Regions from separate parts of the Homo sapiens genome. Here region 1 is linked to region 2. Evidence: read pairs that join two places in POLR2A ChIA-PET (ENCODE). Cell type or tissue: IMR-90. All regions are shown on one strand. Links, peaks and the distances in the headings refer to the core of each region. The heading gives the core; the rest is flanking DNA.

Region 1 (7,731 bases), core at 1,430-6,429, 830 kb after region 2:
TTTGTGATGGTGGACATTGTGACCCTTCCAAGGTCTCTTATTCATCATTGTTTCTATTCTCCTGAGGCAGGCAAAGAAGCCTGAAATGTAGAAATTGCCTTAGATATGACTCTGTTCATTCTTAATACTGCAAGTGCTCTTATTCTTGGCTGGTAGCTTGGCAGTGACCAGCACTGTTAGAGCAATCTTCTCCAATCTTTGGCCTCTTTTTCTGGCCAGGAATGATATATGTAGTAGAAACATATAATGAGAGTTTAGCCTTCATTGTTAATTCTTACTGTAATTTTGGTCTGGAATCCAGAAAGTATAGTTGCCATTCTTTAAGACTTCCAATATCATCCATTATTAATGCATTTAACAAGTGTTTATTGAGTGCCTATGAAGTGTGCAATCAGTGATGGGTAAAACATTACCCTTGCCATCAAAGAGCTTATGGCTAGTCAGACATGTAAACAATTAAAACACGGTGTGGTAAGTGCTGCTGTAGAAGTATGTGTACGTTGTTAATGGAAGCACAGGGGAGGCGACCTAAGTCAGTTCAGAGGAATTAGGAAAGGCTTCACAGGCCAGGCATGGTGGCTCACCCCTGTAATCCCAGCACTTTGGGAGGCCAAGGCGGATGGATCACTAGGTCAGGAGTTCGAAACCAGCCTGGTCAAGATGGTGAAACCTCATCTCTACTAAAAATACAAAAATTAGCCGGGCGTGGTGGTGCATGTCTGTAATCCCAGCTACTCGGGAGGCTGAGGCAGGAGACTCGCCTGAACCCGGGAGGCTGAGGTTGCAGTGAGCTCAGATCCTGCCAGTGCACTCTAGCCTGGGTAACAGAGCAAGACTCCGTCTCAAAAAAAAAAAAAAAAGGAAAGGCTTCACAGAGGAAGGGATGCTTGAACTGTGAGTCCTAAGGCAGGTGGAGAAGAGCTCTCCAGGAAAACAGTGGAAAAGGGGCATCCCTGGCAAGACCATTTACCATTCCCTGTTTAAAATAGGAATTCAGTGCTTCAGACTGCTTTAGATGGCTTTGTCTGTCCTGAAGCTGTGTATGAAAGAAATACTTAGCTGAAGTTGAATGACCCTTGAATGGTCTGGCAGCAAAATGACTGGTGCATATCTTTAGCACCCAAGAGGAGTAGCTGTCTTTGTGCGCCCAGGACCCTAGAGATGCCAGACTCCCCACACTCCTTAGTAAAAGGTCTCTACCTGAGATTATTCTAAAAGCCTGCCTTGTGATTACTCTAGTGTATTAAGCTCTGTGAGTTGCTCTAACATGTGGTGGCTGTGAGTAATCATGATAACAGGAAATTTGTGATTCATGGATAGCTAATTCTCAAATAAAATTTGAAGACAAAAAGGTACATGCCCCTTTTGGGGGGCAAAGAAGGAAATGTCAGAAAGCTTTTATGCAGCTCTTACTTCAGATGGCCTCCTGCTTTGAATTATACTGTTCTTTCTATCTAAAGTAGCCTTCTCCTTTACACCAAATTGTACACTTATTTTTAGGTCCAATTCTGTATTTATCAGAGCCACAGGGCTTTCTGTGACTAGTCCCCCACCTTGAAACCAATATCTTATTGTTATTTTATGTATGTCTTCATTTCCTAAGGATCGGGGTCATGCTCTTTATTTCCTTTACATCACACCGTTTAGGACAGTGTAAGATAGGCAGTAAGTACTAAAAAAAATAAATGAGACTAATTTAAAGATGTCAAATATAGTGCGGGATAAACTTGGACATCCAGGTGAATAAAATAATCAGGAGGAATTTATGACCTCTTTAGAAGAGAGATCAAAACTACGATTAATAAAATGGTGACAAAGAAGTAGAGATGCAGCCTAATTAGGTGTGAAGAACATAAGAGAGAAGAAGTCCACGTATGCAGAAAGCAGTGCTCAGTAAAGGGTTCTTAATTCAGGGGAGACCTAGTTAAAAATATGGCTAAAAGCTGGTGTGAGAGAGCCAGTGGAGGTGGAGATTTAAGTTACATCAAAGAGTAGATGAGTGCTGAGATTTTTATTAAGCTTTTTCAGAGGGAGGGGAGTCTCTTCAGTGGAGTACATTGGAAAAGACTGATTTAAAGTTTTATGCTAAATCAGCTTAGTCTTGGTGAAGTGTGACTTGAAGTTATCAGTAAATACCCAAGTTCAAATCCTGTAGACTTGTCATTTCCTGCCTCTCATCTCTAAGTTGGGCTGTGTTTTCCTTAAGAAGCAAATGTATGTGTTCTTGATAGCTAACCCTCCTCCTCTGAAAGTTTCTGAAAGATTTTTATGTGGAGGGAGCTGGGCTTGTTTTCAAGGACAAAGGATAGAAATGGACCAAAGCCCAGCAGGCAAGATTTAAGTTAGGGTTACAAAAGGATTGTCTGTGCTGGAGGGTTGCTAGATTTTTAAAAAGTAACTGAAGGAGGTATTGAGATCGTCCTCCTCCTTAAGAGCCATTAATCTGATCTAGGTTATATTATTCCTTCTGGAAACAATGGGTAAGATGACTTTCTTCTAGTTGTGTTTTTTTAATTGTAAATCTAATTCTTCTTTCTCTATTTGTTTCCCCAAGTTTTTTTCCTGTATAGTTGTGTGGTGGTACTTCGAGCCTTTTGAGAAGTGACTCTAAGAAGAGTTTGGTTGGGTGGGTTTCATGAAGGAGAAAAAGTGGCAATACTCTAATTTCAGCTTTTGCTCAGTGTTTGAACGCATATATGATTTGGTATTGGGGAAACATACTCATTTTTTTCGAGACGGAGTCTTGCTCTGTTGCCCAGGCTGGAGTACAGTGGCGTGATCTCGGCTCACTGCAAACTCTGCCTCCCGGGTTCAAGCGATTCTCCTGCCTCAGCCTCCTGAGTAGCTGGGATTACAGGCGCGTGCCACCACGCCGGGCTAATTTTTTTATTTTTAGTAGAAACGGTGTTTCACCATGTTGGTCAGGCTGGTCTCAAACTCCTGACCTCGTGATCTGCCTGCCTCAGCCTCCCAAAGTGCTGGGATTACAGGTATGAGCCACCACGCCCGGCCAGTTATTTTTGTTTTTTGTAGAGACAGAGTCTTACGATGTTGCTCAGGCTGGTCTCAAACTTCTGGCCTCAAGGGCTCCTCCTGCCACAGCCTCCCAAAGTGCTGGGATTACAGGCATGAGCCACCATGCCCAGCCCCTGCCTTTCTGAGTAGCTGGGACTAGTGGTGCTTGCCTCTGCGCCAGGCTCCAGTCATTTCTTAGTGTTCAATACACACGCTCTGAGTTCTCCACATAGAATAGATGACTAAGAGTGGATGTCCCTGTGGCCAGCAGCTATGCCCCTCACCAGCCTTTGTGAATGACCTTCAAAGCTCTTGTTGAATTTTCTGTCTCTGAGGTCTCTTGAAATAAGGCTTGTGAAGTGTCTTGAGATCCTCACAACAGGTGGTATACAATGAAAAATGTCAATGTTCTCCTAGTTTTGTTTCTTTGATCACCATTTCATCCCTCCTTCCGGTGCCTGCAGCTGCCCTCAGCCTTCAAAGTGATTCTCACTGGAGAGAGAGGATGCTTCTCTCCCTGGACCCAACACCTCTTCATTTACTGTCTAAAAATAGCCCAGCCTCTTCAGGCTGGGAGTTGTCTTTCGAAACCTCCTCTCACCTACTTGGCCTCACTCATTTCAAAGTGGAAGAGCACTACTGCTTTCCAAGTTTTTCTCTCTTTCAGTTTGCAATTTAGGGCAGGTTCCCTTCTTGGATTTGAGTCAATGTCTTATTTCCTGCTGGTATTTTGAATGTCTTTCATTTGTCACCTGTGTATTTTCATTTCTTGACTGATGAAAAAACAGGTAGAAATGAGGCTTCAGCCTGACATCTGTAACCTCCCCACCAACCCTCTGAGTCTGAAGTTGGGCTTGATGCTGTTATCACTGACCCTTTGTTTGGAGAAAACAGTCCAAGGTTTGAAATTGGGGCTATGTTTATTCAAACTAAGCTTCTCTGAGCACATGGTCTGTCCCACTCATCCTCAGAGTATCCGTTGGTTTTACTTCATGTTCAGACTGCAGTGTTGTTAAAGAAATAAAGCTACAGTGTTTTCAGAAGGATTTGTTATATTATACTTCATGTTCCCACTGCTCCAGGCTAAGCGTCTCCTCTGGGCTCCATTGTTTAATGCAGGACAAAGCCAGGTTTTCTGGCAGCTTCCTTTTCATAGCAATTCTCAGTAGAGGTATAGAATGAGACCTGCCTACCTTCTTGGGTGTTTATTACCCCATTTGTGGATTTTACTTTAACTTCTGTTACCTTAAAAAAAAAAAAAAAAGTTGGTGAGGAAGGCAAGAAATAAAAGTGAGTATGACAGCCAGACTGGGTAGTGTGGATTTTTAGCGTTGGTATTTTTGAATGTCCAGATTTTCCAAATCCTTCCTTCCTTCCTTTCAACAGTTATAGCAACAGGTCCAGTGCTTCTTCATTGGTCACATTATTTTCCTCTGGTTTTGAAGGACACTTAACAGAAGAATGAGTTTACAGTATGGATAGCTCCTCCTAGATTTCAAGGGAGTAAATTCCCCCCTCTCATTTTGTCACAATGTTTGCAATGCTTTTTTTTTGCTTTTTTTTTTTTCCTTTTTTCTTTTTTGAGACAGAGTCTCACTCTGTCACCTAGGCTGAAGTGCAGTGGCGTGATCTCAGCTCACTGCAACCTCCACCTCCCGGGTTCAAGTGATTCTCTTGCCTCAGCCTCCCGAGTAGCTGGGATTACAGGCATGTGCCACCATGCCTGGCTACTTTTTGTTTTTTCAGTAGAGACAGGATTTCAACATGTTGGCCAGGCTGGTCTCGAACTCCTGACCTCAAGTGATCTGCCTGCCTCGGCCTCCAAAAGTGTGCAATGCTTTTTTTGGTTGCTTCCCTATTTGGTAAAACAATGCTGTGGGTTTTTTTGTTTTTTTTTTTTTCTTGCTGGGATTTTAAAGTTTATATGCCTTATCTCTCCTCCTAAAACTGTAATGAAGCTAAAGATATTTTCCTTTCCCTGCTATGCCGGGCATGGTGGTGCACACCTATAGCCCCAGCATCTTAGGAGGCTGAGGCGGGATGATTGCTCGAGCCCAGGAGTTTGAGGCTGCAGTGAGCTATGATGGCACCACTGTATTCCAGCCTGGGCAACAGAGTGAGACCCCATCTTAAAAACAAACAAAAACTGTCTGCCCCTCTGTTTATAATTGAGATTTTAATTTACTTGAAGATCTTAGAACAACCCTTTGTGAAACCATATGGCTGATTTTTTTTTTTCCACTTTGTCAAATGTTCTTTTGGAGAAATCCTGAGAAGAAAGTTTATTTGGTGGTTCAGGATTTGAGTGTTGCTCCTTATTTATCACAGTTCTCATCAGCCTTTGAGACCCATCTTCCTTTAGTGGCTCTTCTGGTCTTTTCTTCATAAGTTTGGCTGATGCTGTTACAGATGCTAGCACTTAAGAAAACAAGACTTTAAAAAATTATGAAATACAGGCCGGGCGCAGTGGCTCATGCCTGTAATCCTAGCATTTTGGGAGGCCGAGGCGGGCGGATCATGAGGTCAGGAGATCGAGACCATCCTGGCTAACACGGTGAAACCCTGTCTCTACTAAAAATACAAAAAAAAAAAAAAAAAAAATTAGCTGGGCGTGGTGGCGGGCGCCTGTAGGCCCAGCTACTCGCGAGGCTGAGGCAGGAGAATGGTGTGAACTCGGGATGCGGAGCTTGCAGTGAGCTGAGATCGCGCCACTGCCCTCCAGCCTGGGAGATAGCGAGGCTCTGTCTCAAAAAAAAAAAAAAAAAATTATGAAATACAACAGACATTAAGAGAGTGTACAAATATAATATTGTATTATAAATAATGATAAATGATTTCCCCGTGTAACCACTGCCCAAGTGAAAAAATAGAACAATGGTAAGGTATTGGCAGTTTCTGAGGGACGTGATGCGAATGTTGTCATCAGGGTGGGTGAGGATGTACTAGGCACTGTGCTAAGCATTTTACATATACTATCTTATTCAAGTTTTACAGAAGTCTACCATAAATACTATTACCACCCCATTTTGTAGTTAAGAAAACTAATGATAAGAGAGGTCAGGTGAGTAGCTGGTAGTTACATAGCCAGTGAGTGGCTAAGCAAGAATTCAAATAGAGGCTTTCTGAACTCCAGGGCCCACACTTAATCTTTATTCTGCATTCCTCCCAGGGAGCCTTCATGTGCACAGCATGGCACTGACTGCAGAAGTGTGCCTAGTATTGCCATAGTCAAAGGGCACATCATGCACTCAGCTTAGAAAAAGGGACAGTTCCCAAAGAGGGGGAAAAAAAAGGGACAGTTCCTTAAAAAAAAAATACTTTGTCCCCAACATTCCTTATAAAAGTCAATTTAATGAATTTCTCAGACTATTATTTTAGATCCATCACTCAGTAACCCTTGTCCATCTATATCCTTACTCCTCTTCCCACCTCCAGCTCCAGATTTCCTGAACTTTTGTTTCTGCTGCCTGTTCTTGTCAGAAACTGTGCAACCTTGGTTCTGTGGGTATGTGAATGTCAGGTTGGCAGGGTGCAGCTGTGTGGTTCCAGATGACCAGAAGCCACAAGCGGTTGCTGCTTCTCTCTTGGGATTGGTTGGGGAGTGAAGGGCAGACCGACGGATGCCTTGGTTGTTTTTGTGTGTGGGTATCATGGGGCTTCAAACTGTTGTGCTCTTTGTTGGCTGGTTGATTTTGTAGCTCATGCTCTTGAGGTGCTCTTTCAGGTCTCTCCCTGTTTTCCTCTGAATTCCACTGTTTTGTTATCTCTTGTTAGCATACAACTGACCTTGTTTTTGAAGCTGTGGAGAGTAGCTGGTGGAAATACCTCTTCCAGTTGGGAAAAAATGGACTTAAAATGTCCCATGTCCAGGCTGACCTGGATGATGACAGTTGGTTGATGAGTTAATTTGAACATGAGCAGAAATGAGGTCACTTGCCTGCCTGACTCCATGTGGCCATGCTGGCTCCAGGTTGCAAAGTTCTTTGAGCAAGTACCTTGTCTTGCCTAATCTCGAATGTCTGTTCTTTTTATTTCTTATCTCAAATAGGCATTGTGATAACATTATAGGTGCAAAAGTATGAGGTCTAAAGGCCTCTGCTTCCCTGTACTCCCTCAGTTTGTCCTGAGCAGAGGGAGCCCCAAGCCAGATGGATTGGATGGAGAACAGCCCATAGGCAGTTTGCAGTTGTGGGCGCGTAGCTGGGAGCATGCTCAGAAACTGATTCTTGGCCTCACGCCTATAATCCCAGCACTTTGGGAGGCCGAGGCGGGTGGATCACGAGATCAGGAGATCAAGACCATCCTGGCTAACATGGTGAAACCCCGTCTCTACTAAAAACACAAAAAATCAGCTGGGCGTGGTCGCGGGTGCCTGTAGCCCCAGCTACTCAGGAGGCTGAGGCAGGAGAATGGCGTGAACCCGGGAGGCAGAGCTTACAGTGAGCCGAGATCGCGCCACTGCACTCCAGCCTGGGTGACAGAGCAAAACTCCGTCTCAAAAAAAAGAAACTCTGATTCTTGCACCTCTACGCTACTGCTTTGGAGAAAAGCAAGCAGCTGCTTGTCAGGACTAAACTTGTAACATGCAGGCCTACCTCCATTACCCTGACATTCATTGGTTGGCTTCTGTTTGAGAGGGCACAGTATCTTTGTATGCCATGATTGTTTTCATATAACATAATAACCTGCTGCTGACTTTTCTCAACATGTCCTTTC
Region 2 (7,731 bases), core at 1,266-6,265:
AACAAGGAAACGTTAATTTGGGAAAGATCTAAAAAAGGAAACCACCACGTGCACATCACGTGCACATCATGTGCGACTCTGCAAGGTGGAGGTGATGCCTGGGCCCATCGCTGCTCATAAACTGGCACCTCTGTGGGTATGACATCGGCGGCCCCTTCCTGTGGGGCGTTAGAAGGAAAGACGGGAAGGGTTTGCCGTTGAAGTTACAGAGAGGAACCAGCTAAGTGAGTGGTTTGCTGCCTGGGAGTGTCCTGCTGGGAGGAAAAGAGACAGATGTTGTTGGCAAGAATAAGCAAGGAATGGGAACAGGAAAGACATGTTCCCAGGGAGACATTGCAGATCCCCTGGGCCAGCTTCTGTGGAGATTCCTATTTTGAGGGTCAAGGTTGAACTTGTGTTACACAGGACATGGGATATAGCCCTGGCCTTTTCCAAGCAATAGCCTCACTTATTCTACCTATATTTGTGGAGGATCTTCCACATGCCTGGCTTGTGTTGGTTCTCTTGGGCCTTCAACCATGAACCATACTCTGGGGAAGTGCTCAGGTGAGTGAGAGGCAGGACGCAAACGATTCCCAGCAAGGAGGCTCTGGAGCTGGCCCAGCTGCCTTCAGATCCAGGCTCCACTACTTTCTGCCACGTCACCAACAGGGTTTACCTAGCTTTCCTGCATGCTTATCTGTGAAATGATATTTACCTCACAAAGTAGTGAAGAAATGTGTAATTAGAATGGATGATGTAAAGGCGTTTAGCAAATTGCCTGGCACATGTTATACACATAATAAATGAGTGTTTCTGTTGTAAGCACGAGTTGGAAGGGACAGATAAGTAAACTGCAGTGGCGTAAAGTGTTGTGGGAGTGTAGAGGAGGGAGTGTCTGACTCTGCCAGGAGCAAGATCAGGTTATTGAGGACATTGCCAAAAGAGTTATGAAACACTGGGACTTTGGTCAGGGTGGGAGGAGGTCTGAGAACGGGCATCATGAAAATGTTCCCTAAATGTTTCAGGTATGCTATCCATCCCTCCCCCTCCAGAAAACCACTAATGACTCTTTAAAAGTAACTTTTTTTTTTTTTTTTAGACAGGATCTTGCTCTGTTGCCCAGGTTAGAGAGCAGTGGCACAATCATGGCTCACTACAGCCTCGACCTCCTGGGCTCAAGCAACCCTCCTGCCTCGGTCTCCTGAGTAGCTGGGACTACAGGTGCATGTTGCTAAGCCCGGCTAATTTTTAAAAATTTTTTTGTAGAGATGAGGTTTCATTATGTTTCCCAGGCTGGTCTCAAACTCCTGAGCTCAAGTGATCCTCCTGCTTGGCCTCCCAAAGTGCTGAGATTACAGGTGTGAACCACCACGCCCAGCAAAAATTAACTTATTATTATTTAAAAATTACTTTTCATAAAACTTGGAAAATAGAGGAAAGAATTGCTCACAATCCCAACACACTAGTATTTGCTGCCTCCCTATCTTTATTGTTACTGTTTTTAAGTTTTAATCATAGTTCATGTGAAAATTTATATTTTGCATTTTTGCCTTAATATGCAATCATACACATGTTTACTACGTTTTTTTTGTTTGTTTTGTTTGTTTGTTTCCCGAGACAAACTCGTGCTCTGTTGCCCAGGCTGGACTGCAGTGGTGGGATCTTGGCTCACTGCAACCTCTGCCTCCTGGGTTGAAGTAATTCTCCTGCCTCAGCCTCCCGAGTAACTGGGATTTCAGGCACCTGCCACCATGCCCGGCTAATTTTTTTTGTATTTTTAGAAGAGACGGGGTTTCACCATGTTGCCCAGGCTGGTCTCGAACTCCTGAGCTCAGGCAGTCTGCCCACCTTGGCCTCCCATAGTGCTAAGACTACTGGCGTGAGCCACTGCACCCGGCCCAACATACATATTGTTTCTAATGTCTGCACAAATTTAATGGACTATATCATATTTATGTAACTAATTATCTATTGCTGGGTATTTAGGTTGTTTTCTTTGTGTTTGTGTGTGTGTGTATGTGCACATTTTTCTGTCATGTGAATGGTAAATTGACATAATTTCCTTAAACATTTAGCTAATTTTGGATATTTAAGTAGTTTTTCTTCTTTTGTTTTTGCTATAATATGTAAAGGTCGGGCGTGGTGGCTCACGCCTGTAATCTCAGCACTTTGGGAGGCCAAGGTGGGCGGATCACAAAATCAGGAGTTTGAGATCAGCCTGGCCAATATGGCGAAACCTCGTGTCTACTAAAAATACAAAAATTATCCAGGCGTGGTGGCAGGTGCCTGTAGTCCCAGCTACTCGGGAGGCTCAGGCAGGAGAATCGCTTGAACCTGGGAGGCGGAGGTTGCAGTGAGCCGAGATTGTGCCACTGCACTCCAGCCTGGGCAACAGAGAGAGACTCCACCTCAAAAAAAAAAAAAAAAAAAAAAAAAAAAAAAAAAAGTAACAATGCATTGAAAATCTTCAGGCATATGGCTTTTCCCGTATTTTGAATAATTTCCTGAAGGAGTATTGGGTCAAAGGGCAGGGATATTTTGTGATTCTTGACTTGTATCACCAAGCTGCTTTCTCAAAGGGTTGTTTGTGCCAATTCAGATACTTCAGCAATATGTGGATACCAGTTTCCCACTTCCCGGACTACAACCCACAGCTGGTGAGTGGAAAAGAGGACATTCTTCTAAGAAGCTACCAACAAAGGAGGTGCTCATATGAACGAAAGGGGACAGGATAGAAGAGAAGAGGGAGACTGAATGTGGGAAATGGAGAGAAAGCGAAAAAGAAAGGAATAACCAGAAAGGACCATTTGCTGGTAATTTTTTTTTTTTCCTGATTGGAAAAGTAATTCATGCTCCCTGTAAAAATCCAGACTTTTTCATTACTGTTTAAGTTTGATACTGAAAGTCCTCCTCTGGTGCCAGCCTCTGCTAACTGTTTAGGTATATTCTTCCAGATTATTTATTACACGAATACTTTTTGTTTTTAAAGAAATAGCTTTGTACTATACACACTGTTGTGCAAGTTTCCCACTTATATCTGCGACACCTTCGGAATGAATATGTGAAGTGTGAAGATCACGTTTAGTTTAAATATTGAATTAGAATCGAATGAGAAGCCATGTTGCACATTGCCCCTGCCAGCCATCTCCTGGCCAGTTTAGAGAGAAGGCCTTCAGCTGCCTCTGTTTCCCTTTTACAGTCAGTGACATCCCCTGAGGGCAGTCCCTTGCTGCGTATTGGGTCAACCCCCGGCGGCCTGTGGACTCGGCTGGGAGGCCAGAAGCCGAGGGAGAAGACCAGTAGCTGGCCATAGTCTTGTGGGGGCCTCACTGGGCCCTCCTTGCCCGCTGCTCCCGGAACCTTGTGCCTATGGATTAATCATTGCTGCAAAATCTCACGTCCAGGAAGAATTAAACCCATCGCCTTGGGGGCAAGACTAGCCTGGCTTTTGCATCTTTATAGCCTTTCTCCGCAGGTGCAGCCACCACCTCCAAAGTGACTGCCGGTCGGTCCAAGCGCTCTAACAGGCTCTTCCCCGAGCCTACCTGGGCTCGAGGGGTCCCACACCTGGTCCGGGGCGTAGCCCATGTGAGGCCTGCAAGCTCCGGGCGCCTGGCCTACCTAACTCAGCCCCGCAGTCTCTGCAGAACCCCCTGCAGCCCCGTGGCCCAGTTTCTCCATTTGCTCACAATGGCCAACGGCGTGAGGCACTTGAGCGGAATGCGGACGGTGCCTCCGACAGCTTTCCCGCAGTGCATGATCTCAGGAGGGGCCCCAGAGACGGAAGTTTACGACGCCCAGAGCGCTCCTTCTGGACGTGCCCTGGACTCGACTTGGGACTGAGTCTGTGCCGCCTAGGCTGGCAGGGACTCGGCCAGATGCACTAGCGGCAAGGCTGGGCTGACACCGCCTGGGACTCGCTCGCCGTACCTCCAAGGGGCCCAGGTCATGAGGGGGCGGCTGGGGAGACGCCCGCCCGGTGCCCGCCCTGGGCCCGGCGGGTGCCCCCTGCCCGCCGCCTGACGCAATCCGAGGCGCCCTTGCTGCATGCCGGCGCTGGAGAAACCTCCCCTGCCGTTGCATCACTCCTGCCAGGTTTGCCACAGAGGTGGAGCTGAACCAATCAGCGGGCGCGCTGGGCCCGCGGCGCGGTTAAGTGAGAAGCAGAATCCGAAGTTGATTGGCCAAAAGGGGATTTGCCCCACCCCAATCACCGCGGCAGCTGGCCGCGGTGGGCGTGGTCTCCCGGCAAGAAGGTTTAAAGGGCGCCTCCATGGGGGGCGCTCAGCTGGAGCTACCGAGCGGTGCCAGGCCAGGTGTGTGCGTCCGTCGGTCTTTCCGTGCCCACGCCGGAGACCAGCCCCGGAGGCCGCCTGGGCCTATCCCTGTGCCAGGCACCATGAAGCAGGAGTCTGCAGCCCCGAACACCCCGCCCACCTCGCAGTCCCCTACGCCGTCCGCTCAGTTCCCCCGAAACGACGGCGACCCTCAAGCGCTGTGGATTTTCGGGTACGGCTCCCTGGTGTGGAGGCCCGACTTCGCCTACAGCGACAGCCGTGTGGGCTTCGTGCGCGGCTACAGCCGCCGTTTCTGGCAGGGAGACACCTTCCATCGGGGCAGCGACAAGATGGTGAGCATCCAACCGTGCCCAGGGGAGTGAGGGGGTTGGGGGCGGGATACTGGGCGCCAGTGCCCTGGAATGTCCGGGGCTCTCTGGGCCAATAGAAAGAAATGTGTAAACCTGTGTCTGGGGTTTGTGGCTCATTTAAATGTATGTGCCCAGTGCATCACTGTGATGGCTGGAGTCTGTGAACCTGTGGATCCCTGTGTTGATCACCAACTGGGACCACTGACATGTCAGTGTTTCTGGACGTTTCTCCTACATCCGTGCATCGCTCCCCCACCTTCCCCTGCATGAATGGGACTCAGCATGCAGAGTGGGGCACTTGGAGGCCCGGGTCAGCGGGATTGATAAAGGTTTCCTTGCTGATGGCAGAGCTGATTTCTAACTTGTCTATTTCAAAATATTTCTTCCCTCCCTAGCCTGGCCGTGTGGTGACGCTCCTTGAAGATCATGAGGTAAGTGCCCGAATCATGAAGGGGAACCCTGGCCCAGTGTGAAGGGGGACCAGCAGAGAGAGCTCATAGGCTCTTGGCTGCAGGCTAGCTCTGTCTGATGCTTCTCTGGCAGAGTAGAAACGTGTTCTAGCTCAGTGCTTCTCACCAAATCACATGAGGATCTTGTTAGAATGCAGATTTTAGTTCAGTAGCATGAGAATGGGTCCTGAGACACAGCATTCCTAACTAGCTTACAGGTGATGCCACCACATCCTGGACCACACTTTGAGGAGGAATCCTGTCTTCCCTGGTACTAGACCACTTTGTCAACTGTTTTTTTTTTTTGTTGTTGTTGTTGTTGTTTTGTTTGTTTGTTTTTGAGACAGAGTCTTGCTCTGTTGCCCAGGCTGGAGTGCAGTGATGCAATCTTGGCTCACTGCAACATCTGCCTTCCAGATTCAAGCGATTCTCCCACCTCAGCCTCCCGAGTAGCTGGGATTACAGGCATGCGCTACCACACTCAGCTAATTTTTGTATTTTTAGTAGAGACGGAGTTTCACCATATTGGCCAGGCTGGTCTGGAACTCCTGATCTCAAGTGATCTGCCCACCCTCAGCCTCCCAAAATGCTGGGATTACAGGCATGAGCTACTGCACCTGGCCTCAACTATGCCTTTTTTTTTTTTTTTAAGACGGAGTCTTACCCTTGTCACCCAGGCTGAAGTCACTGCAACCTCCACCTCCTGGGTTCAAACGATTCTACTGCCTCACCCTCCCGAGTAGCTGGGTTACAGGCGTACGCCACCATGCCTGGCTAATTTTTGTATTTTTAGTAGAGATGGGGTTTCACCATTTTGGCCAGGCCGGTCTCGAACACCTGACCTGAAGTGATCCACCTGCCTTGGCCTCTCAAAGTGTTGGGATTACAAGCATGAGCCACCACGCCTGGCCTTTCAACTGTTCTTAACAAAGAGAGTACAAGGGCTTGAGGTACTGCCACCAGATGGCTCATCAGCCGACCACAGCCTCCCTTATAGAGCACAGTCCTGGGTGGGGGTGGCATGTTAGGATAGGAGAGGGAGCAGCAAGGAGCTGTCATGACTGACCCCGGGTGTCCCTATTTCTTCCCAGGGCTGCACTTGGGGCGTGGCATACCAAGTGCAAGGGGAGCAGGTAAGCAAGGCCCTGAAGTACCTGAATGTGCGAGAGGCAGTGCTTGGTGGCTACGATACCAAGGAGGTCACCTTCTATCCCCAAGATGCTCCTGACCAACCACTGAAGGCATTGGCCTATGTGGCCACCCCACAGAACCCTGGTTACCTGGGCCCTGCGCCTGAAGAGGCCATTGCCACGCAGATCCTGGCCTGCCGGGGCTTCTCCGGCCACAACCTTGAATACTTGCTGCGTCTGGCAGACTTCATGCAGCTCTGTGGGCCTCAGGCGCAGGACGAGCACCTGGCAGCCATCGTGGACGCTGTGGGCACCATGTTGCCCTGCTTCTGCCCCACCGAGCAGGCTCTGGCGCTGGTGTGAGGGGCTGAGCCCCTGCGGGGAGTGCTCATGTGGACATCAGGGCCAGACACCCACTCCAGTGCACAAGACAGACTTGCGACCGCTTGAGCCCACTGAGCAGATATGGTGGGTGGCTGGAGGCTTCTCTTTCTCAGTCCCTGCCTGTCTGCCAGCCTGCAGCTCTCCTGCTTGACACTGACTTACTACTTGAAACTTTATTTATTGCACCATGTTGGTGTGGTGGGCAGGTGGAGGGCCTGCCCTGGACACAGGGGCCCTGCTGAGCAGTGGCCCCATCCTGGAACTTGACCAGATTCCCCCCAGTGCTGCTGCTAACCCCACACCACCCAGGCCTCCACCTCCCCAGGGAGTCTCCAAGAGCCTCGATCCTCTGCTCACTCAGCCCAGCCATCCATAGCCCTGGGAATTCCACCTGCCAAGGATCCCAGCAGGCTGGATGAGGGATAGTAGGGCATGAGGAGAAGGAGCCCTGTAAGGACTGAGGCCCCGGCCAGCCCTTCTCCTCCACCAGTTCCCCAGAGCAGAGCTGGAGCTGATGCCTGGACACAGCTGCTGAGCCTGGCCTGGGCCTCTTACCCACTTGGTTGTTTTCTTGTCCCTCTGTCTGTCTGTCTATCTACTTGTCTGTCTGGGCCACTCCTGCCTGTGTGTTGGTCTATTCCTGGGAAGCTCATCACTACAGGCCCTGGCAACCTTCCCAGTCTGTCCCATACTGTTACCCATAAAACTATCTCTTTATCTGTGCTGTGCCGGAATGTGGTTCTTTCTCAGATGGGGGTTTGGGGCAAGTGAGGTGGTGATGCCCTGGAAGGCTCCTAAGAGGGGAAAGGGCTCCCTCTTCCTCTCCTTCCCTCTCTTCCCAGGAGGGGCAGCTGGGCAGGCAGAATTAGCAGGTGACATCACTCTCATGGGTACAGTTCATGCCTTACGCATGCAAATAGTACCCCCTGAGTTGTGCAGAATTCAGCTCATGCTCTACTTGGCAGCCCTGTGAGCAGTGTCCTTGCCACCAACCTGGACTCTGTCTCATCCTGCCCAGCTGCCCCAAGGAGGCTGGCAGGCTTGGAGCTCAGACCAGCTCTTCCTCCAGCTGCAGGGCCAGCGGCTGCCTCTTCCTAACAGCTAGGCCAGAACCCTGGTGTCCTGCTAAAGGAGCACG

Evidence for each region. Peaks named below come from ENCODE experiments on the same cell type or tissue, not always from the same donor. Only the 100,000 strongest peaks of a DNase experiment are listed, where the experiment ranks them.
Region 1: POLR2A ChIA-PET joins it to region 2 with 12 read pairs; 1 of 35 experiments calls an interaction of 5 or more read pairs at or near these places.

Annotation. Positions count from the first base shown.
Region 1 is chr15:41,776,497-41,784,227 of GRCh38, forward strand. All of the region lies in intron 2 of MAPKBP1 (mitogen-activated protein kinase binding protein 1), which reads left to right. Among named protein-coding and RNA genes, the nearest start is that of MAPKBP1, 5.9 kb to the left of the region's middle. In IMR-90, for the core only: no CTCF peak of the experiment used is centred there; a DNase peak (open chromatin) is centred at 3,985; H3K27ac peaks cover 1,047 bases.
Region 2 is chr15:40,949,203-40,956,933 of GRCh38, forward strand. CHAC1 (ChaC glutathione specific gamma-glutamylcyclotransferase 1) reads left to right here and starts at 4,269. Exons shown (of 3, transcript NM_024111.6): 1 at 4,269-4,612; 2 at 5,026-5,061; 3 at 6,171-7,310. The coding sequence starts at 4,382. The coding sequence ends at 6,572. RefSeq lists enhancers at 3,478-4,071, 6,497-7,047 and a silencer at 3,743-4,002. In IMR-90, for the core only: no CTCF peak of the experiment used is centred there; DNase peaks (open chromatin) are centred at 3,739 and 4,119; H3K4me3 peaks cover 2,903 bases; H3K27ac peaks cover 2,036 bases.